2 separate regions of the Homo sapiens genome follow, and region 1 is linked to region 2. Evidence: chromatin loops called from intact Hi-C (ENCODE). Cell type or tissue: PC-3. All regions are shown on one strand. Each heading gives the region's core, and the rest is flanking DNA. Links, peaks and the distances in the headings are about the cores only.

What was found. A loop is a pair of places that touch in the nucleus more often than their neighbours do. Peaks named below come from ENCODE experiments on the same cell type or tissue, not always from the same donor. Only the 100,000 strongest peaks of a DNase experiment are listed, where the experiment ranks them.
Region 1: it touches region 2 in a loop (3-fold over the local background); 14 of 110 quality-filtered maps call a loop at or near these places.

The regions. Positions count from the first base shown.
Region 1 is chr14:50,670,568-50,682,107 of GRCh38, forward strand. No RefSeq gene overlaps it. Among named protein-coding and RNA genes, the nearest start is that of SAV1, 8.0 kb to the left of the region's middle. In PC-3, for the core only: no CTCF peak of the experiment used is centred there; DNase peaks (open chromatin) are centred at 5,244 and 7,174; H3K4me3 peaks cover 1,067 bases; H3K27ac peaks cover 2,222 bases.
Region 2 is chr14:50,758,087-50,769,626 of GRCh38, forward strand. NIN (ninein) reads right to left here. Exons shown (of 31, transcript NM_020921.4): 13 at 8,694-8,804; 14 at 8,221-8,310; 15 at 5,740-5,878; 16 at 3,704-3,825; 17 at 1,771-2,273; 18 at 1-544. Among named protein-coding and RNA genes, the nearest start is that of NIN, 67 kb to the right of the region's middle. RefSeq lists enhancers at 2,092-2,241, 2,292-2,361. In PC-3, for the core only: no CTCF peak of the experiment used is centred there; DNase peaks (open chromatin) are centred at 4,575 and 5,475; H3K4me3 peaks cover 1,356 bases; H3K27ac peaks cover 2,610 bases.

The sequences.
Region 1 (11,540 bases), core at 4,916-8,915, 86 kb before region 2:
TTTTGTCTCAGATTACATTCCTGGTTAATGACAGAATAGCATCAGAACTGGAGTTTTCAATTCCCTTTTTTTCCCCCCTGAGGCAGAGTCTTGCTCTATCCCTCAGGCAGGAGTGCAGTAGCACTATCTCAGCTCACTGCAACTGCTGCCTCTCAGGTTCAAGCGATCCTCCTACCTTGGCCTCCTGACTAGCTAGGATTACAAGCGCCCGCCACCACACCTGGCTATTTTTTGTATTTTTAGTAGAGACTGGATTTCATCATGTTGGCCAGGCTGGTCCCGAACTCCTGGCCTCAAGTGATCTGCCCGCCTCGGCCTCCCAAAGTGCTGCAATTGTAGGCGTGAGCCACCAGGCCAGCCTCAATTTCCGTTTGGGGCTCTTTACTGCTACGGAACATTCAGAATCCCACTAATGTGAGTCCAGACTGTTTCTAACAGTTGTTTTGAAAGCCGTCTGTGTTCCTTAGAGAGTACTCCCTTTTACAATGCTATTTAATTTCTGTGGATTATAGCAGAGAGAAAGCCTTAATTAGGTGCTCTATTTAAGACAACTAATTTGCCTTTTTATCAAGGAGGGTACATTCCAGAATCAACAATGTGCAGGCAGCATTAGCTATAGCAATGCACAACAAATATGTGAACTTTGAATTTGAATCCTTAAATCTAAAAGCTTTGAATTCATGTTTGTTTTCTAGAAATTCCTTGACTTCTGAGAATTTTTATTAAGGAATTCAGATTTGCTGTAGTTCTACGGAGCTGTAATTCTCCAGACATTGCCTTCAATAATGCTAATACTGCATTCCATAATAGAGATTTTTTTTTTCCCCTTACAGTTACATTCTTAGTGGAGAAAACTGGCAATTAGGGAGCTTCTCATGTTTTAACAACTTTTTTAAAAAATTAATTTAGTATTAAAATTTATTTTAGTGGAGCCTATAAGGTATGACCCTGGGCTAACCTCATAGCATTCTGAGTTCTTAGTTGTCTCATCTGAAAATGAAGAAAGTGAACCATTTGTTTTTTTTTTTTTTTTTTTTTTGAGACAAAGTCTTGCTCTGTCGCCCAGGCTGGAGTGCAGTGGCATGATCTCGGCTCACTGCAAGCTCCGCTTCCCGGGTTCAGGCCATTCTCCTGCCTCAGCCTCCCTAGTAGCTGGGACTACAGGCGCCTGCCACCACACTCGGCTGATTTTTTGTAGTTTTAGTGGAGACGGGGTTTCACCGTGTTAGCCAGGATGGTCTCGATCTCCTGACCTCGTGATCCACCCACCTTGGCCTCCCAAAGTGCTGGGATTACCGGCGTGAGCCACTGTGCCCGGCCAAACCCTTTGATTTCTAAAGTGTCTTTCAGTCCTGGAGTTTTCTGCCATGTAGGCAGAAGGGAATATGCAAAAATAAAAACTTACCTTCATAGGATAAGAGAAATGTTGGTGATTTTCTTTCTTTAAAAAGTTTGTTCTTTATTCAAGTATTAAAGAAAATATTAAAATATCAGCATTATATAAAATCATGATTAGCATAAAAATAAAATTTCGTGCCAGATTGTTACTTTCAAAGACAGCTAAGGTCTTTATGCTATGTTGACTTCCTCGTTGGAAGCATGTAAAATTTTAAAGGGTGAACTATTCAGTGAAAGATTATCCAAGAAAGACAACCAAAATGGAAATAAGCCCTACATATGGCGCCTCAGAAAAAAAAAAAAAAAAAGGAAAAAAGGAGAGGAACTTCTAGTCTACTCTCCAGCTCACTCTTCTTCTTCACATAACAAGATAAACTTAATCTGTCTCAGGAAGATGTAATAATTATGCCAATTATAGCTCTTCAAGTCTCCAAAATTTTGCTATTAAAATATGGGAGGGGGCTGGGCGAGATGGCCTGCGTCTATAATCCCAGCACTTTGGGAGGCCAAGGCGGGTGGATCACCTGAGGTCAGGAGTTTGAGACCAGCCTGGCCAACATGGTGAAACCCCATCTCTACTAAAAATACAAAAATTACCGGGGTGTGGTGATGTGTGCCTGTAATCCCAGCTACTCTGGAGGCTGAGGCAGGAGAATCGCTTGAACTAGGGAGGCAGAGGTTGCAGTGGGCTGAGATCGCACCACTGCACTCCAGCCTGAGCAACAGAGTGAGACTCTGTCTCAAAAAAATAAAAAATAAAATATGGGAGGGTAAATTCCTAAGTGTCCTTTAGGCAGAAACTTTGGTTGTTTCCTATGAAGGATAAGGGTGTGTAATGTCTACACAGATCTGAAGATATTATATAATTGCTTAATATTAGCAATTTAGTAGGGTTCCTAAACTCCTGTTATGTAAGATGAATCATCCCCCCAGTAACATAAAGAATTAGTATCACAATTCTTTTTTTTTTTTTTTTTTTGAGACGGAGTCTCGCTCTTTCGCCCAGGCTGGAGTGCAGTGGCGCGATCTCGGTTTACTGCAAGCTCCGCCTTCCGGGTTCACGCCATTCTCCTACCTCAGCCTCCCGAGTAGCTGGGACTACAGGCGCCCGCCACTGTGCCCAGCAAATTTTTTTTTTTTTTGTATTTTTAGTAGAGACGGTGTTTCACCATGTTAGCCAAGATGGTCTCGATCTCCTGACCTCGTGATCCACCCGCTTTGGCCTCCCAAAGTGCTGGGATTACAGGCGTGAGCCACTGCGCCCAGCTTAGTATCACAATTCTAATCAAAAGGAGTCAAGCTGGGAGATTCGGTGTCTCTGAGCTTAGCTTTTGTTCTTATGTACTGTTATTGCCTAGACTTAGAGGTCCTCTGAAACCTTGACAGAAAGCCAAAATGAGTCTTCTATTTTTGGCAGCACTGGCCTCGGACTTCAGTTGTCTGTCCTTCTGGTTCTTTCTGTATCTTGACTTCTCTGACCCTAGAAACTTTTATTTTGCTTCCAGAATTGGGCCGTATCTTCAGCCACTTTCAACTTTATTTTTAAACTATTCTTTGCAATTATCAGTTTTTACTTGGCTTCGTGATGTTGTGAAATATATATTTGGTCTTCATCTGTTTCCTGACATAGAGTTCTTAAACCCTTGTAATCTCCAGAAGAGTGTCTTTTGTATGCTAATGAGATGACTGGTGGCTAGATAGCTTCAGAATAAGGGCTGGTCACCCAAGAAAGACCAAAGTAGGATTAGAGGGTGGGGACTTTCAGCCCCACCACCAACCTTCTGGGACGGGAGAGGGGCTGAAGGTTAAGTTGACCACCAATAGCCAATGATGTATTAAGTCATTTCTACATAATGGAGCTTCCATAAAACCACAAATGACTGGCTTTTGAGAGTTTCTGGATGGCTAAACACACAGGTTCCTGGAAGCTGCCATTCCTAGGGAGGGCATGGAAGCTCCATGCCCCTTTTCCCATACCTCTCCCTATGTGTCCCTTCCATCTCGATGTTCACAGGTATCCTTTATTCTATTCTTTTTAGTAAACTGGTAAACACAGTTTTTCCCTGAGTTCTGTGAGCTGCTCTAATAAATTAATAAAACCCAAGAAGGGAGTTGTGGGAACACCAATTTATAGCTGATGGGTCAGAAACACAGGTCACAATGTGGGGCTTGCGATTGGCATCTGAAGTGGGGCAATCTTGTGGGACTAAGCCCTCAATCTATGGGATCCTATCAGGTAGATTGTGTTAAAAATTGAATTTAATACATCTATTTGAAATAGTTTCAAGGAAGAAGTTTAAACAGAACTTCTTCAGTAGAGCCAGAATGTAAAAAATTAAGAAAAAAATGGAAATGTCCCATTCCATGTGGAGACTGGCCACATAAATATATCTCCTCTCCCTCCTGGAACCCCAGTTAATTGACAGTGAAAGAATATAGAGAGAATAAACTTATAATTATTATGAGAACACAAAATAGGCCATCAGATCAGTAGATGTGACATTAATAAATGTCTAGAAGATGAAGAGTGATAGGGTTGCAAGAGGTGGGAGGAGATCAAGAGACAATGAAGCAGGATGAAGTATTTTAGTTCACAGCCTAAGATGCTCATGGAAGCACATATTGCCAAAGGCCGAGGCGAGGCTTGGGATCACGTGCACCTGGTTTAATTAAGGAAGATAGGACACTAACGTGGAGCCGAGAAGAGCCATTAATTGAAAGTTAGACGTACACCCCCATAGAATTTCAGGTGTTAGGCACCTATTCCCTTGAAAAGGGATATTCAGGTTCTGTTTTTGGATAAATTAAATGGCCCTATGATAAAAATTTTAGCATTCTGACATTTGTATATCCTACAAACCAAAGAACTAAATCTCATAGAGCAGCGTCCGGGTAGTAGGCCCTGATCCCTCAAATAGCACACTCACAAGTGTTTGCTTTTTTGTTTTGTTTTGTTTTTGTTTTTGAGACAGGGTCTCACTCTGTCACCCATGCTGGAGTGCAGTGGCACAATCACGGCTCACTGCAATCTCGACTTCAACCTCCCGGGCTCAATCCATCGTCCTATCTCAGCCTCCCAAGTAGCTGGGACTACAGGTGCATGCCACCACACCTGGCTAATCTTTCCATTTTTGTAGAGACCAGATATCACCATGTTGCCCAGGCTGGTGCCAAACTGCTGGGCTCAAGCGATCCTCCCACCTCAACTTCCCAAAGTGCTGGGATTATTAGAGGCATGAGCCATCATGCCTGTGTTTGCTTTTTTAATGTATCATTCTAAAATATAAGTATGCAATCAAGGATCACCAGAAATTTCAGGAAAACTTGCAACATGAGTGATAGCAACATAAACAGAAAAATAGACTACAAATAAAACAGGTAATTCAGAGTATAAATGAGTACTTTAAGCAACAATGCTTATTACTATCAACAGGATGATTTGCAAGAAGATATTGCACTCATAAAACAATAGGAAGCTATGAAAAAGAAACAGATCAGAACAATAAAGAGCTGTTGGAAATTAAAGATAGGGGTTGCCAAAGTAGAATTTTCAGAACAAAGTTAGGAAGATAAAGTTGAGCAAATCTCCCAGAAAACAGAACAAAAAGACTGAGATGGGAAATCTCAAAGAACAGAAAAGAGAAATAGGCTTTATACAAAAGGCCCAATATCCTGAAAACTTAAGTTCCAGAAAGAGTTAACAGAGAAAATTGAGAAGTATATGGCAGACTCACTTCACAGCAATAACTTAAACATACCCTGAGAATGACCCTATGATCTCAGAAGAATGTGTGTTCGAAATTCCAAGCTAAGGAATTTGGGAGTAGCCAACCCAGAGATTCATTCCTTATCTATGAGGAACATCTGAATCCCCAGCCCATCCCATGGAAGACAGGCCTTCCAGGAGGATTGAGGTCCTTTGTTTTGGGTTAAATGAAGCTTGTCAGGTGGAGGTTGTTAGGAGGAGGGTGCTAAGGGAAAATGCTACATAAACTGCGCACTTTTTACAGAGGGCAGTGGTTCTCCTGTCCAGCCCACTGCCACTGGACTACCCTGTATATGAGTCCCCTCAATAAGTCCTATGTCTTGTTTGCTGGCTCCAGTTTCTTCTTCGGCCTCTCAAACACGGTGCCATTCCTACTGAAATCAGTAGGGGTCTGGTGACAAGATGCCATCATCAAAAATGAACACAAGATATTTTTTCAGAGAGGGAGGAATTTCCCAATTGATAGGGTATCCCAAGTGCCCTTCGAAATAAATGAAAAAAGATCCATGTCTCAATGTGTTGTGAAATTTCAGAACATTAAGGGTAAAAGGAAGACCCTGAAAGGTTCCAGTGAAAAGATCTTAGCATTCTGACATTTGTATATCCTGCAAACAGAAGACAAAAGTATCAATTATGAAGGAATGAGAATCACACTAATGTCAGATTTTTCATCAGCAACAAGGATTTCTATAAGACTATGGAGCAATGCCCTCAAATAAATGAGGGAAAATTAGTTGACAATTTTATACCCATCAAAAAAGGTGAATCAAAATCCAAATGTCAATCAAAAATGAAAGAATAAAGACATTTTTTGGAAATAAAGGGACTCAGAAAGTATACTTTTCATGTATCCTATTCTAGTAAGTTACTTTAGAAGATAAGTTTTTAAAAAATGAGAGAATAAACTCACACAAAGGACAAAACAAAAACAGAAAAATAGGGACTCAAGAAATAGTGAATCTAACTCAGGAAAGTAATTTTAGTCTCAGTATCATGGTTGTATAGCAAGCCTGGAAGCCAATCAATCCAGAGTGAAATTGGCCTTTAGAGGACTCTAAAAGGAAGCTACCTAGGAAAAGATGAGATTTAAGAAATCTGTGTTAGAACAAATTACGAAGGTGATAAAGGCAGAAGATTCAGTGAAAAAAGAAAAGCAATGGGACATGAAAATTCAGGGAAATACAGCATTTTGGGACCTTCTGAGAAGACCTACTTTGAGAACAAAGAGATTAGATTTGATTTTGACAAACCAAGAGATTAGTCAAAATTTGAAACTCAGGATTGGAGAAGTAACTGTAAGTGAACAGGTGGTAATCATTGAATACATTTAACTACAGAAAAGCCTAAACAATGGTGAGAAATAGGGTTTTTAAAGAAACCAGGCCAGGCACAGTGGCTCATGCCAGTAATCCCAGCACTTTGGGAAACTGAGGCGGGAGGATCCCTTGAGCCCAGGAGTTTGAGGCCAGCCCGGGCAACACAGGGAGACCTTCCGTCTTTACAAAAAAAATGCAAAAATTAGCCAAGTGTGGTGGAACATGCCTGTAGTCCCAGCTACTCAGGAGGCTAAGGTAGGAGTATCAATTGAGCTCAGGAGGTTAAGGCTGTCATGAGCTGTGATCGTGTCACTACACTCCAGGATGGGTGACAGAGTGAGCCCGTTTCAAAAATAAAAAATAAGGAAACCAAACTTTGTTATGCATTTTCTCATGTTACCGCATCTTAAAAAATTTCAGTTTAAAGAGCTCAGTATCTTTAACAACAACCAAAATTATACATTGAGTCAAGACAGGTCTAAACAGGACATTGAATGTCAAAATCCTGTGCCTTTGGCTGGCAATGCTGTTTATTTCGTGCTGATCAGGATTGAGGAACTAGAAATAACAATGTAGACAAAGAGCAGATTCAGTGGAGTGAGGAAATGGGAGGGGATGAACAGGAGGTTGTGGTCAGAGGGGAATTTCAGAGTTTTAAATAGTTATCAGGTGTGACCAAATTAGCTCGTAGTTGGAGTAGAGGTGGAAGTAATGAAATTGAGAAAGGAATGTAAAGGTCGCATGTTAGAAAACATGGAATATGGTAAAACAAACAACAAACTAAGCCATTGAAACAGGATGAAGGGACTGTCCTGCAAGTAGTAGAGAAGGAAGAGGAACGGCGACATAAATAAAAGGCATAAAAATAGATTTCTTTCTTATGATTCATGTATTACTCAGAGGCTTCTGAATTCCTAGAACTTCTATTGAGATTTCCAAATCAGTTAGTAATAATATTCAAATATTGTATTTCACTGATGTGCTTTACTGTTAATTTCACAGTGCTATTAGAGGCCTAATGTCTTCAGATAAATTGATGTCAGAGCTTCCACAATAGTCTGTTGTCAATTTAGAGTATGGGTAGCTTTGCATGTTAGGGCCAAATGATCTCAGATGTAATTAGTTAATAGAACTGTGGGTGATCAGAAGTTAAGGATCTTGAGATGGAGAGAATGAGCTGGAAGTATCCAGGTGGGCCCAATGCCCAACGTAATCACAAGAGTCCTTATAAAAGAGAGTCAGGAAAGTGGTGACAGGAGACGTGAGGATAGAAGCAGGAGGTTGATGAGGTGAGCCAAGCAGGCAGCCAGTCTCCAGAGGCTGAAGAAGTCAGGGAAGCGGATTCTGCCCTCAGAGCTCCCAGAGGCAGCCACCCTGCCAACAACACCTGGGCTTTAGCCTCCTGAGACTGATTTTGGACTTCTCATCTCCAGAATTGTAAGATAATGAATTGGTGTTGTTTTATGCCAGTAAGTTTATGGTAGTTTTTACGGTAGCAACAGGAAACTAATACGAAAAGTTTGCAAATGGTTTCAGGGTTTTGATTGCCAAATTTTATCAGCAGTGTGTGAATGCCTGTCTTTAAATTTTTAACTGACACATACATATTATGGAGTACAGAGTGATATTTTGATGCGTATGTACAATATGTAATGATCCAATCAGGGTAATTAGCATTATCTGTAACTTCAAATATTTATAATTGCTTTGTGGTGGGAACATTCAAAGTCCTCTCCTAGCTATATGAAAATATACAATAGACTACTAACTATAGTCACTCCACAGTGTCATAGAACACTGCAATTTATTTTTCCTAACTGTAGTTTTGCATCCATTAACCAGCCTCTCCCTATCTTCCCCTCTCCCCTACCCTTCCCACCCTCTAGTAATCACTATAGTTTTTTAGTGTCCACATATGAGTGAGAACATGCATTACTTATTTTTCCTTGCCTAGCTTATTTCACTTAATATAATGTCCTCTAATTCCATCCATGTTGTTGTAAATGATATGATTTAATTCTTTATGGCCAAATAGTATTCCATTGTGTATATATACCACATTTTCCTTAGCCATTCATCTGTTGGTGGATTTCATGTGCGTCTGTGTGAGGAGACCACCGAACAGGCCTTGTGTGAGCAACAAGGCTGTTTATTTCACCTGTGTGCAGGTAGGCTGAGTCCGAAAAGAGAGTCAGCAAAGGGTAGTGGATTATCATTAGTTCTTATAGGTTTGGGGATAGGCGGTGAAGTTAAGAGCAATGTTTTGCGGGCAGGAGTGGATCTCACAAAGTACATTCTCAAGGGTGGGGAGAATTACAAAGAACCTTCTTATGGGTGGGGGAGATTACAAAGTACCTTCTTAAGGGTGGGGGAGATTACAAAGTACATTGATCAGTTAGGGTGGGGAAGAAACAAATCACAATGGTGGAATGTCATCAGTTAAGGCTATTTTTACTTCTTTTGTGGATCTTCAGTTACTTCAGGACATCTGCATGTATACGTGCAAGTCACAGGGGATGCGATGGCTTGGCTTGGGCTCAGAGGCCTGACAGTGGACACTTAGGTTGATGCCATATTTTGGCTATTGTGACTAGCACTGCAATAAACTTGGGGGCGCAGACGTCTCTTTGATATACTGACTTCCTTTTCTTTGGATAAATACCCAGTAGTGAGATTGCTGGATCATATAATAGTTGTATATTTAGTTTTTGAGGCACTTCCATGCTGTTTACCATAATGGCTATATTAATTTACATTCCCACCCACAGGGTGTAAGAATTCCCTTTCCTCCACATCCTCACCAGCATTTATTATGTTTGTTTTTGATAATAACCATTCTAACTGGAGTGATATGATATCTCATTGTGGGTTTTATTTGCATTTCCCTGATGATTGAATGTCTCTTTAATCTTTACCTTTTTTTAATGGGTATGTCCTCATTTAAATAGCTTGTAAACTTTTCTAGGGTATGAAACATGTCCAATACTTCTCTTTTTCATCTCATACAGGTATCCTGAACCTGATAGATCCACAAAAGTGTTAACGGTGTTGACAAATTTCAGTAGTGTTGATAAACTTCAAAAGAAACTTGACCTGAGTTTTTAAAAAGGAATTGCATGAATTTTACTTTGAGCCTTCTGAGTTAGGTTGAGTATGATACTGCATGTGTTAGAGTTAAAAAAAAGTTCCTTCAATAGGATAGGATGTCAATAAACAAAAAAAGTTTTTGAAAGTAAGCTTAGCAGTGCCATTTTGTTACCAAAATGAGAGAAGCAATTTGAAAAAAAAAAAAGAAATAGAAATATACAATACAGATTAATATGTAGAAATCGAACATAGATCATGCTTAACCTATCACAATTGTACATTTTTCCTCATTCTTTTTCCACCTATGTTGTTCTAACACATTATCAGATCTAAGAGTTTTGGGGAGTATCTTTAGTTTTTAAAAATATGATTATGTCATCTGCAAAGAATAAGTTGATTTCCTCTTTTCCAACTTGGATGCCTTTTATTTCTCTTGCCTGGTTGCTCTGGCTAGGATTTCCTGTACCATGTTTAATAGGAGTGGTGAAAGTGGGCATCCTTTTCTTGTTCCAGTTTTTAGAGGAAAGGCTTTCAGCTTTTCTCAGTGCAGTATGCCTTTGGCTATGGGTAGTCATATATGACCATTATTATGTTGAAATATGTTCTTTTTATGCCTAGTTCGTTGAGAATTCTTATTAAGGTATGTGGAATTTTATTAAATGCTCTTTCTACATCTATTAAGATAGTTTTTGTCCTTTATTCTGTTGATGTGACGTACCATGTTTGATTTGTGTATGTTGAACCATACTTGCATTCCTGGGATAAATCCCACTTGATCATGGTGTATTATGTGCTGGGGTTTGGTTTGCTAGTATTTTGAGGATCATTGAATCTATGTTCCTCAAGGATACTAGCCTACAGTTTTCTTTGTTGTTGTTGTATCCTTGTCTGGTTTTTTTGTACTGGGGCAATGTTGGCTTTGTAAAATGAGTTGGGGAGAATTCCCTCTTCAATCTTTTGGAATAGTTTGAAAAGAATTAGTATTGGTTTTTTGTAAGTTTGGTAGAATTTCGTAGTGAAGACATCTAGTCCTGGACTTTTCTCTGAGAGACTTTTTATTACTGTTCCAATCTTGGTTGGTTGTATGTGTCCAGGAATTCATTTCTTGTAGGTTTTCCAGTTTGTTGGTATATAGCTGTTCATCACAGTGTCTGATCTTTTTCATATGTGTGGTATCAGTTTTTTTCTACAAGTATATTTAAGACAGCTGGCCAGGCGCGGTGGCTCACACCTGTAATCCCAGCACTTTGGGAGACCAAGGCGTGTGGATCACGAGGTCAGGAGATCGAGGCCATCCTGACTAACATGGTGAAAAAAATACACACACACACAAAAATTAGCCAGGCGTGGCAGTGGGCGCCTGTAGTCCCAGCTACTCGGGAGGCTGAGGCAGGAGAATGGCGCGAACCCAGGAGGTGGAGCTTGCAGTGAGCCGAGATCATGCCACTGCACTCCAGCCTGGGTGACAGAGCGAGACTCCGTCTCAAAAAAACAAAACAAAACAAAAAACAGCTTTATTCTAGTTTTAGGATAAAACTTGAAGCGGATATTTCTGTTAGAAAGGATTAACTGTGCAATGTTCACAGATGAGTGAATAGCCGTTACAATGAGTAAACAATATCTTAATGCAAACAATATGGATTAATCTTATAATCATCATGTTACATAAAAAAGCAATGCAAAATAATACATTTCACAGTTGCTAACATGATGAAAAATAAAGGAATTATAAAAGCTAGGCTAATTATTTTCATTTTTAAAAATCTATTTTATTTTTATTTTTGTGGGCACATAGATATATTTATGGGGTACATATTTTGATATAGGCATGCAATGTGAAATAAGTATATCATGGAGAATGGGGTATCTATCCACTCAAGCATTTATCTTTTGAGTTACAAGCAATCCAACTACACCTTTAAGTTTTCTTAAAACGTACAATTAAGTTATTATTGGCTATAGTCACCCCATTG
Region 2 (11,540 bases), core at 3,475-7,474:
CTGCCTTTCCTGGTCATGTTCCATTTCTAGTCTTTCCAGCCGCTGGCTGGCCAGCTGCTCCGAAGCCCCTGCCTGGCACAGGACCTCCTCACGCTCCCTCAGTTCCCTTTTGTGACTGCTCTTCAGCTCAAGTATCTGGTCAGACAGCAGGCTTTGCTGGGTTTCAGATACATTTCTTAGGTCTTCCAGGTCTTGGAGTAGCTGCTGTCTCTCGACGACCATGCTGTTCAAATGTTCTTTGTATGTTTTCTCCAGCATCTCTCTCTCCTGGGTCAGGACCAGAGAAGTTGTTTTCTCTCTCTTAAGAGTCTCTTTCAGCAGCTCCTGGGCTTCCGCACACTCCTGGGTGAGCTCGTCCTTCTCAAATTCCCACTGGGATTTCTCCTCACGCTGCTGTTCCTGGAGGTCCTTCAGCTCTTGGCGGTAGCGCCCCTCCAGGCTTTGCAGAGCGCTTTCACACCTCTCAGTGACTTTCTGACAATCAGACTGAAACTGGGCTTCTATTTGAGAGGTTCTTCTATTACACTCTGTTTCCATTTTTTCCCTAAATATAGTCAACATACAGCATTATTGAAACTGCCGCCAACTCCAGAAGCAAACAAAAACCATTTTCCCATGCACTGAGAAAGCTGCTGAGCAAACAACTGAAATACTCCCTAAAAATGCTCTTAACTTACTCCTATGTGATTCATTTATACTGGAAAGGGATCTCATTTCTGAAAGCTAAGACTGGCAGCCATAATTCATTTAAAAGACTTACCTCTCTCTGGAGTTAGGGGGAAATCTTAGAAACTAATTTCTCTGGCACACTCCCGGATGTATTTGTTTATGGATTTTTAAACCAAAGACAAATGACCAAATGTATATTAATCTAATTCCTCACTTGGGAAATATATACCATTCCTTCATTTTAATTAAGCATGCGTTATAGGATATCAGTCACATAAATGACACATATGAACAAATTCATTCTGCTTTTGCTTCTTACTTAACGAAGTAGCACCAAGTCAATCAGCGTGTGACGAAACAAAGCCCTCAAATAAACCTGGGATTTCACATGAGGAATGTAAGCATGGAGTGCTGTTTCTTAACTCTGGGAGGAAATGTAACCTTGCCTGGAATCCAGTTTATTAATAGCTTTTCTCAGAAAGCAACAGGATTGAACTAGGAAGGAACCACTTTTGGGATAATCTTATCCTCCTCTTGAGCCTTATAAGGTAGAATAAATCTTAATACGAGGAATACTTTCCTCTTTTACAAACATAACAAAATAAAAACAGTTCCAATCATCCCAAGGTAGGTTCACATCAAAATAATGGCAAAAACAGTAAAAAAATATTTAAAAGAGTCTACTCAATCAATGGGCTATTATGCCTTCTGACTTCTTCAAGTCTCTTAAGCGACTGGCACTTTTTTTTTTTTTTTGAGACGGAGTCTCGCTCTGTCGCCCAGGCTGGAGTGCAGTAGCGCGATCTCGGCTCACTGCAAGCTCCGCCTCCCGGGTTCACGCCATTCTCCTGCCTCAGCCTCCAGAGTAGCTGGGACTACAGGCGCCCGCCACCACGCCCGGCTAATTTTTTGTATTTTTAGTAGAGACGGGGTTTCACCATGTTAGCCAGGTCTCGATCTCCTGACCTCGTGATCCGCCCACCTCGGCCTCCCAGAGTGCTGGGATTACAGGCGTGAGCCACCGCGCCCAGCCACAACTGGCACTTCTAATGCCCCGAGGGATGGTGCCCCAGGTAGCTTCATTTCCCTTCACTTTCTTACCTTCCCTCCTGAAGCTCCCTTTGGTGCTTTTCCAAGAGCTCTTTTCTTAACTCCTCTTTCTCAAGAGTGTGTTTCTCCACCAGGCTTGTCAGCTGCTCCTGGTGAAACTGCTCTAGTTCCTGAGTCAAGCCTCTCACCTTCTCTTCTGTCCAGGCGCTACTCTGAAGGCCTTCCCTCTCCCGCTCAAAGCTTGCTTGAGCCTGTGTCAGTCTAGCCTTGAGCTCCATCTCATGTTGCAGCCTCAGCTTCTCCTGCAGGTGAGTCTTTTCCTCCTCAAGCTTCACTTGCAGTTGTTTTTTCTCCTCCTCATGCCTGCAAGTGGCCTCATGATGTGCCTCCTTGAGCACTGCTGCTTGCCCCTGAAGTTCAGCAATTTCATTTTTAAGGTCACTTATTTGTTTTTCTAAGGTGTGCGTTTCGTTCTCATGCCTTTGCTTCATGTTCTCCTGTGCCTTCTTGCAGCTGACCACGGTTTCGTCCAGCTGCTTTTCATAATGGCGCACCTGAAGGCACAGAGTGACACCACCACAAGATTACTCAGCTCAAGGTCACTGAAAGTGAAGTGATGGAGCAGCAATTGCTTTTTTTTTTTTTTTTTTTTTCCCTACAAGACATTTCTCATTTCTCTATCTTGTTTTAAAGTAACTGAATTCAACACTTTAAGCAAGATACTTAAGTCAGGCATGGTTTACATATCTCTTTTAAGTGGCTGAATTTTATTAGTGTCTGAACAACCTTATTAAGAACTGAGCAGCCATTACACATAGCTACCCTCTGTCTTCCCATGCATCCTTTCCAACTGTAAACTTGAGTCTTGGAACATATATATTTTTTGAGACAGGTTCTCACTCTGTCACCCAAGCTGAAGTGCAGTGGCGTAATTATGGCTCACTGAAATCTCCATCTCCTGGGCTCAAGCAATCCTCCCACCTCAGCCTCCTGAGTAGTTGGGACTAAAGGCACACACCACCGTGCCCTAATTTTTTTTTCTTGGTAGAGACGGGGTCTCACCATGTTGCCCAGACTGGTCTTGAACTCCTAGGCTCAAGTGGTCTGCCCACCTCGACCTCCCAAAATGTTGAGATTACAGGCATGAGCCACTGTACCCTGCTGGGTCTTAAAATACTTAATTAAATTCAAATATTAATTGAACACCTATCAGGTACTTGCAGGCCTCGGAATACAACGCTGGGTAAGATATGGTCCCTGCTATCCAGGAGAAACCAGTCTAGACATGGATATGACAACTATAAGTACAGTAGGAGGCAGAAAATAAAAGGTATACAAAAAAGAGCTACAATGTAACCCAGGGACTCAAAGGAGGGAAAAAAATCACATTTTAGTTGGAGAAATTCAAGAATGGCTTCATGCAAGAGGCAGCATTAAATATAAATCCTGAAGGGTAAGTAGACTTTCGAGAGGCAGAAAGAAACTAATATCAGCATAGTTTGTAACAGCACAAGCAAAAGAGGACAGAGTGTGATGGACAACTAGGAACTACCCAATTTAGCTGGAGGATAAGGTAACTCATAAGAACGGTCAGTTGAAGTCTGGACTGGAAACGTCAGTTGAAGTCTCATGGTGAAGAGTTTAGAGGCCAAGGTTCAGAACTTGTACCTAATTTAGTAGGCAATGAAACATCAAAGGGCTTTTTTTGGTTTCACTGAGATGTTTTTAAAAAAGAAATTGGGAGATAATATAATGGGTTTCAAGCTTCAAGTTCCATGATTGCCAGGGCTGAAGATATTACATTTTGGAGAAACTCTCCAGAAAAAAGGGGCCTTGCTGTCAGCCTACAAAACCATCCTGAGGATGTGGGTTCCCAACATAGAATGTGCTGCTCTATGAGAAAAAAGAATTGGAAATGCCCTACACACATAAGCCTGTCAGAGCCAAAAGAAATTAGAGAAGTGGATTGGTGGGAAGGACTTACTTTATCTTCGAGCTCCAGTCTGAGGCAACATATGTCCCTGTGATGTTGTTCTTTCATCTGTTCAATGACCAGCTCTGCCTCAATGCTCATATTCAATGGATTGCATTCTTCAGAACCGAGCCCTGAAAACACATGGGACTCATTGATCCTGCAGCAGGTTCTTTCAATAACACAGTGTGGCATCTGAGGAGGGACATCCAGTTTAACTAAGGAATGATTTTCAGCCTGAATTACCAGAGATGTGAACTAATAGGAAATAACAGAGGCCAAGAGAAGTCTTTTCTCTTTTCAAGCGTTAGGGCAAACAAGAAGAAATGAAGGTGAACAGATTCTTTCATGTACAGGCAGTGGAAAAAACCTTAATAGAATCCATCTCTTAGAATAGTAGGTGGTGGGGCGGCGGGGGTGGAAATTGTTGCTTATAGGTAGCTACCTCCTAATGCAAATGCTGCAAATTGAGGTAATAGCATGAGGTAGTTTGGTCAAACCAACCAGACTCCTACCCATCCAACAAATACTGAATGACGATGTGGCAGGAAAATGAACGGCCAGCATACTTGCTGCGATGCCCTGAGGAGTTAGCTTCATGGGTCACACTATCAACAACCCATCACTCAGCATTACAGAAGACTGCCTATTTCCTATGAATTTCCTAGAGTGTGGGTAGATCCCCATTTTATCTTATCAGCTATTATTGGCTAAAATTATCATATTTTAGCTATTATCAGCATAATTTTAGCATATTATCAGCTAAAATTTTAAAAAACAGGGCATAGGTTAGGAACCAGGATACAGGCAGTTGTGGGTAGAAATTCTTAACTCATGCATGAGCTCATCTCTGCAACTGCCCACGACGATGACTGAGAATGACACTGAAAATGTGAAGCATAAGTTGGGGGCTGAGCTTGTACACAGAAGAAAAGATTATGACTAATCTCTTAAGGCAGTGGGACCCAAAATAGCTTTGCATGTGGGGATACACAGGCAGATGGAAGAAAGGAACTTTTCTTGGGTATATGTCTAGCAGCTGCAACTGGCAGTCTTGCTTTGGGTCTTCTCTTCATATTTGATGGCATATTCCCAAATGAGAAGTAACACCCAGGGTGTGAGCCACACCACGATGGTACAGCTTCTTGTCCTCATGAGGAACAACCCCAACACTTGGCCATCTATGGAAAAGTCCATAACAGCTGCCGAGATATATCATATTATGAGATCCTCAGACTGGAATGAGCTAAGAATCAGAGGGGAGGTCTTAAGGCCTCTTTGTCTCCTCCTTCCCCAATCTGTTAATTATTCTGCAGTAAGAGGAGGAATAAACAACCTGTGTAAGAACGACACTCCTATCCCCAATAGCACTGGGGAAAGTTATTTATAACAGAATAACTGATTATGAGCTGTCTCTGAAATTTAAACTCAACACCCCCGAGAAAAGAGGTAGGCTATCAGGAGAGAGGAAAGGAGCTCATAGTTAATGCAGGAGGCTCCCAAACTCTGCCTTCCAAACTTGCCACTCAAAATCTTCCTCAAAGGCCAGGAGGCCAGCCCTTATTTATCTTCTTTGTTCTGCTGAGGCAATACAGACATTCAGCACAGCCCGTATAAGAAAACCAGCTATGGATTCTGTAGTATCTGGCTGGCCTGCTCTCCAAAACCATCTTCATATGAGTTACACACTCTCTTCGAAGAGGACAGCAATAGCTCAGTGTCTGAATTCTAACACTCCCAAGGCCTGGATTCCCAGATTTGCAGCCAGTTTTTTGTTTGTTTTGTTAACAAAGCAAATACCCTTGTGGTTTGATTCTTCCATTCCTTTGTTGACGCATATCAAAATCAGATGGAAATGTTCTCATAAAAACTTCAAGGACAAATGAAAAACGAGACCACAAGTGAAACAGCTCAAGAAAAGAGTATGGCCAAATTCTTTTTTTTTTTTTTCTTTTTTCAAGTTGCCAAAGCTTTGCAATTTTATATTGAACCACGTTTCTAAAAACAAGAGTAAAGGCTTTATCTACAGCCTGTCCGAATGTGTTTACCGTGTTCGGGCTCAATGCCACCGCTGTTAGCCTCAACTTCTTCTGACGGTGAGTTCTTCAACGGAAGCCTGAGCACTCTGCCTTGTGCACGATATTCTTCCAGCTCAGACTGGAGTTCATCTACTTGGTCTTGTAGTACCTGGGATTTAAAAACCAACACTGGTCTTAGATGTGACACCAAAAGCATAAGCAACAACAACAACAAAAAAGATAAATTGGATATCATCAAAACAAAATCTTTTGTGCTTCAAAGGACACTATCAAGAAAGTAGAAATGTTTTGCAAATTAAGTATCTGATAAGGGACTTGTAACTAGAATATATAAAGACTATTATAGCTCAATAATAAGACAATTTTAAAAATGGGCAAATGATCTGAATTGATATTTCTCTAATGATGATATACAGATGACTAATACATACATGTAAAAGATATTCAATATCATTACCTATCAGGGAAATACAAATCAAAGCCACAATAAGATACCATTTCACACTTACTAGGGTGGCTAGAATCAAAAAGACATACAATAACGACTGTTGGTGAAGAAGTGGAGCAATTGGAACTATCATACTAGTGGGAATATAAAACAGTGCAACCACTTTGCAAGAAGTTTAGCAGTTCCTAAAACGGTTAAACATAGGGTTACCATACAACCTAGCAATTCTACTCCTAGATATATGCCCATACAAAAACGTGCGCACAAATTTTCATAGCTGCGTTACTCATAATAGCCAAAATCCCCCAAATGTCCCTTAACCGGTGAATTAATAAACAAAATGTGGTATATCTACGCAATGGAATATTATTCAAGAAATGAAGAACTGATACACGCTACAACATGGATGAACTTTAAAAACATTATGTTAAATGAAGGAAGCCGGTCTCAAGGGCTAATATTGTAAGATTCCATTTATATGAAATGTATAGAATATGCAAATCTGTAGAGACACAAAGTACACTAATAATTGCCTAGAGCTAGGGGGCTTGGGAGAGATTATGGCTAAGTGGAGAAGGGGTTTCTTCCTGGGGTGATGAAAATGTTCTAAAATTGAATGCGGTGATGTTTGCACAATTCTGTCAATACAATAAAAGACTGAATTTATACCTTCAATGGGTAAAACATATAGTGTATAAAGCTGTTAAGAAAACAAGTGGATGAGGCTGGGTGGGCAGATCACCTGAGGTCAGGAGTTCAAGACCAGCCTGGCCAACATGGTGAAACCCTGTCTCTACTTAAAAAAAAAAAAAAAAAAAAAAAAAAAAATTAGGCGTTTGGCAGACACCTGCAATCCCAGCTACTCGGGAGGCTGAGGCAGGAGAACTGCTTGAACCCAGGAGGTGGAGGTTGCAGTGAGCTGCGATCACACCACCGTACTCCAGCCTGGGTGACAGAGCTAGATTCCGTCTTAAAAAAAGTAAGAAAGAAAACAAGTGGATGAACTGGGGGAATTTCTGAAGGTAGAGCTGACAGCTTTTACTGATGAATTCATTAAATGTAAAGACATTTAGAAAATACCTCTATTTAATTAGAACCAAGAGCTAAAATTTAATTATAAAAGCAGTAGAAATGTTTTCTTAACCATGTATGTATATTTCCTGAAAAGGAGGGCTGCAAGTAACTTCATAATATGATTGTTTTACTCATCTCTGCACAATTAAACTTTTTATCTAAGTAGCTGGAACTCAGTTATATTTGTCTCATTAAAATAAACACGTGTTTCTGGTTTAAGAAAAAAATTCAAATTCCTAACTTTAGGGGAATTTTTTTAAAATCAAAGATTCTTGTTACTTGTAAAAATGTTTCCATCTCTCCTGGCCGAAATTGGGAATGATTTACTAGCTAAGACTTGAGTGGTTTTCTGTTTCATTTGCATTTTATAAATAAATGGAGTAAAAAATGTATTCAGAAAAAAAAAAACCCACAGGACAAAACCAAATCACGTCAGATTAGATCTGCAATGATCAATCAGGAAAGGCTAATTTTTGAATAATAATGTTAATAGCTAACATTTATGTTTTTTTTTTTTAATTTTATTATACTTTAAGCTTTAGGGTACATGTGCACATTGTGCAGGTTAGTTACATATGTATACATGCGCCATGCTGGTGCGCTGCACCCACTAACTCGTCATCTAGCATCAGGTATATCTCCCGGTGCTATCCCTCTCCCCTCCCCCCACCCCACAACAGTCCCCAGAGTGTAATATTCCCCTTCCTGTGTCCATGTGAATAGCTAACATTTATGTAAGTGCTTACTCTATCCTTGGCTCTGCTCTAAGCACTTTACATATACTCACTGATGGAATTTTTGCTACAACATTTTGTGGTGGGTACTTTTATTTTTACCATTTTATGCATGAGGAATGGAAGTACCCACAGATGAAGTGACTTGCTTAGGGTCACAGAGCTAGGGAACGGGGAAGCTGGGGTCTGAACCCAGGCACTCCTGCACTTACTCAGTTCTCTTTGTCTACCTACCCTGCACTGCCGCTCATATTCATTTCTCATCTGTGTCAGTCTCTCTTCTTGCAGGAAGAACTCAGCACTGCTAGGATCGAGGTCACCAAACTAGAAGGGGAAAAGGGCAAAGCTGTCATTTTTCCCGAGTGCCCTTCTTTGACCCAACACAGCAAAGGCCCAGTTTCTGGTATTCACCCAGTCTCTTGAGTATGATAGGAATGTGACATGTAAGCACGAACAACACCAACTGGGTGATGGGGAGAACGCACTAGAGTGACGTGTTCAATGAACACAGGGATCATTTCTCAGTGCCAGGCAATGTTCTCCTTCATAACCAACTTAGTAAATTATATCCCTACAAAAGTTAGAGCACCATTTAGCTACCCCAGTAATTGCCTAATAAAAATGTTCTGGTGGCATTGCTCCTGTTCTTTTGAGTAAACTACATAAAGTAGGCTGCCTATCAGGAAATGAGATTTGAACAGGTTTACCTTTTCTGCTAACACATTTTCCAAATTTCTCTGAAGTTTGTTTGTCAGATTCTCATATTCTGCCAACTTCTCTGCATTTTCTAGAAGCTCATTTTCCAGACGACTGTTTTCCTGAACAAGTATGGGGAAATTAAATGTGGTACAGATTAAGAAATTAGCAAACTGTGGTACTATTTTATATACAGCATAAATCAGTACCGTAGATTAAAGATGTTTATCTATCTTAAAAGCTGTAGTAGACTACAGGAGGCAAAAGTAAATATAAAAGGTTGATATCTATTTTATAACAACAAAATAAGTTTGCCCTTTTGTTTTTGACCACGTAGAACTGTGCTGTCCAAAACAGGTAGCTGCTAGTAGCCATACTGGGTACTGGGCCCTTGAAGTGTGTCTAGTACAAACTGTAAGTTTAAAATAGACACCAGACTTTGAATAGCCCCAAAATGTAAAATAGCTCAGTAATATTTTTTGTATACTGATAATGTGTCAAAATGATAATGTTTTAGAGATACTGGATTAAACAAGATTATTTGAAATTAGTTTCACCTGTTTCTTTTCACCTTTCAATGTGGCTATTTGCAAACTGAAATTATAATGCAGGCCACGTATGTGTATCTATTGGACAGCATTGCAGTAGAATATGAAAATATTCTCAATACATAATATTGACAAATGAAAGAAAATGATTACAAAATACCTTGTTCAGCTGCCAGCAAAAGAGAACTCAGAAAAAGTATAAAAAGTAGAGTAACTCTAGGCCAGGCATAGTGGCTCACGCCTGTAATCCCAGCACTTTGGGAGGCCAAGGTGGGCGGATCATGAGGTCAGGAGATCGAGACCATCCTGGCGAACACGGTGAAACCCCGTCTCTACTAAAAATACAAAAAATTAGCCAGGTGTGGTGGCGGGCGCCTGTAGTCCCAGCTACTTGGGAGGCTGAGGCGGGAGAATGGTGTGAACCCGGGAGGTGGAGCTTGCAGTGAGCCGAGATGGCGCCACTGCACTCCAGCCTGGGCGACACAGCAAGACTCCATCTCAAAAAAAAAAAAAAAAGTAGAGCAACTCTAAAATCAATTTATTGATATTATGATTTGGTTTATATTTAATTTATAAATTTCTTTTGGTTTAAAGATATAAAAACTGTACATATGAATTGCTCATAATTTGTATATGTTTATATTATAATAACACATCAACTAAAACCCATAAAAGTTTTTTTAAAAGGATCTGTATATATAGTATTTTTAAGAAAGATTTCCAACCACATTTGCCAACACACACACACACACACACACACACACACACACACACACACACACAGACGTGCCATTTGACATTTTTCTTTTCCAGTGTTAAAGGCTGATTGGAAGAACATCATTTTCTAAGAACATTTTGCCAAAAGAATACAGAGCCAGTATATTTTTAGTATATTCTAGTTCACACCCTCATACAGCAATATAAGTAAAAAAAAAATGTACTTAGAGCATTTAAAAAATACTACCTTCCCCTAAAATGCCAATTCTGTAACATTAATCTTTCAAAGTACACCTAAATGTAGAGCCTAGAACAACATAGAGTAATCTCTGTGTATCAGGCAGTGCTGGTGCTCTGGAAATTGACAAATCAGATACTGTTGTTATCTTGGGAGGGAGGCAGATGTGGATACAACTCTATATGACCCAGTAGGAAATGTGCTATCTCTTGGCAAGAAAAAAGTAAATGTAATGGGAATGAAAAAGTAATTTGGCCTGCAGTGTTGGGGAAAGCAGTGAAGGGGCATAAATGTGCTCTGCCCTCTGAGGCACGGGGAGAGCTGGGGTAGGTGCAGTGGGGTGGGGGAGGGCATGGCACTGGGACTTGGTGGCAGCAGCTCAAGTTTGAAAGGTATGAGGACGAGCTCCTTTTCAAGAGCCTTGACTGCTAACACATTGTTTTTGTTGTTTTTTTGCAAAGGGTGGTAACAGCATGATTGTAACGGATATTTAGCTAAGTAACTGGTAGCCATATGGAGGTGGAAGAGATGGAAGAAAGAACTGTTCAGGATACACATTAATTAGCTGAGACATCATGATGAATTCTGAACCTAATCAGAGGCTGGGGAAATGCAGAGGAAGGAGATAAATCTGAGAGTCACTTTGGAGCATCAACATAACTTACAGGCTGATGAGTAATCATGAGGGAAGATGACGAGGAATTTTAGCTTCTGAGACTTACACCTCATGGTGTTGATGTTGATTGGGGAGAAATTCACGAAATGAAACAGTTAGATGGCTAGGGAGTAATAATTACCTCAGTTTTTGATGTGTGGAGTATCAAGAACCTTTTGCGATAGCAATAACAGCAAACATTTCACATGTACTTATTGTTTTCCAGACACTGTATGTGCCTCATCTCATTTAGCCCACACATCAGTGCTATAGGGTAGGTATTATTATGGTGCCCATTTTTAACATTAGGAAACAGGCTGAGGAACCTGATCAAAGTTTTCAGTAAGTGGTGGTACCCAGATCTAAACCAGGCAGCCTGACTCCAGAGCCCTTGCACCTTATTATATGGTGTAAGAGTCCAGCAAAGAGAAGGACCACTTCTTTCACTGAGACACAGGAAAGAGGGGAGGATGTTTGAGAGGCAAGGCACATTTGGAGGCCGAGGTGGGAGGATCACTTGAGGCCAGGGTTTGATACCAGCCTAGGCATCATAATGAGACCCCGTTTCTACCATTTTTTTTTTCTTTTAGATCCAGAGTCTTGCTCTGTCGCCTAGGCTGGAGTCCAGTGGCACAATCTCTGCTCACTGCAACTTCCTCTGCCTCCCAGGTTCAAGCAATTCTCCTGCCTCAGCCTCCTG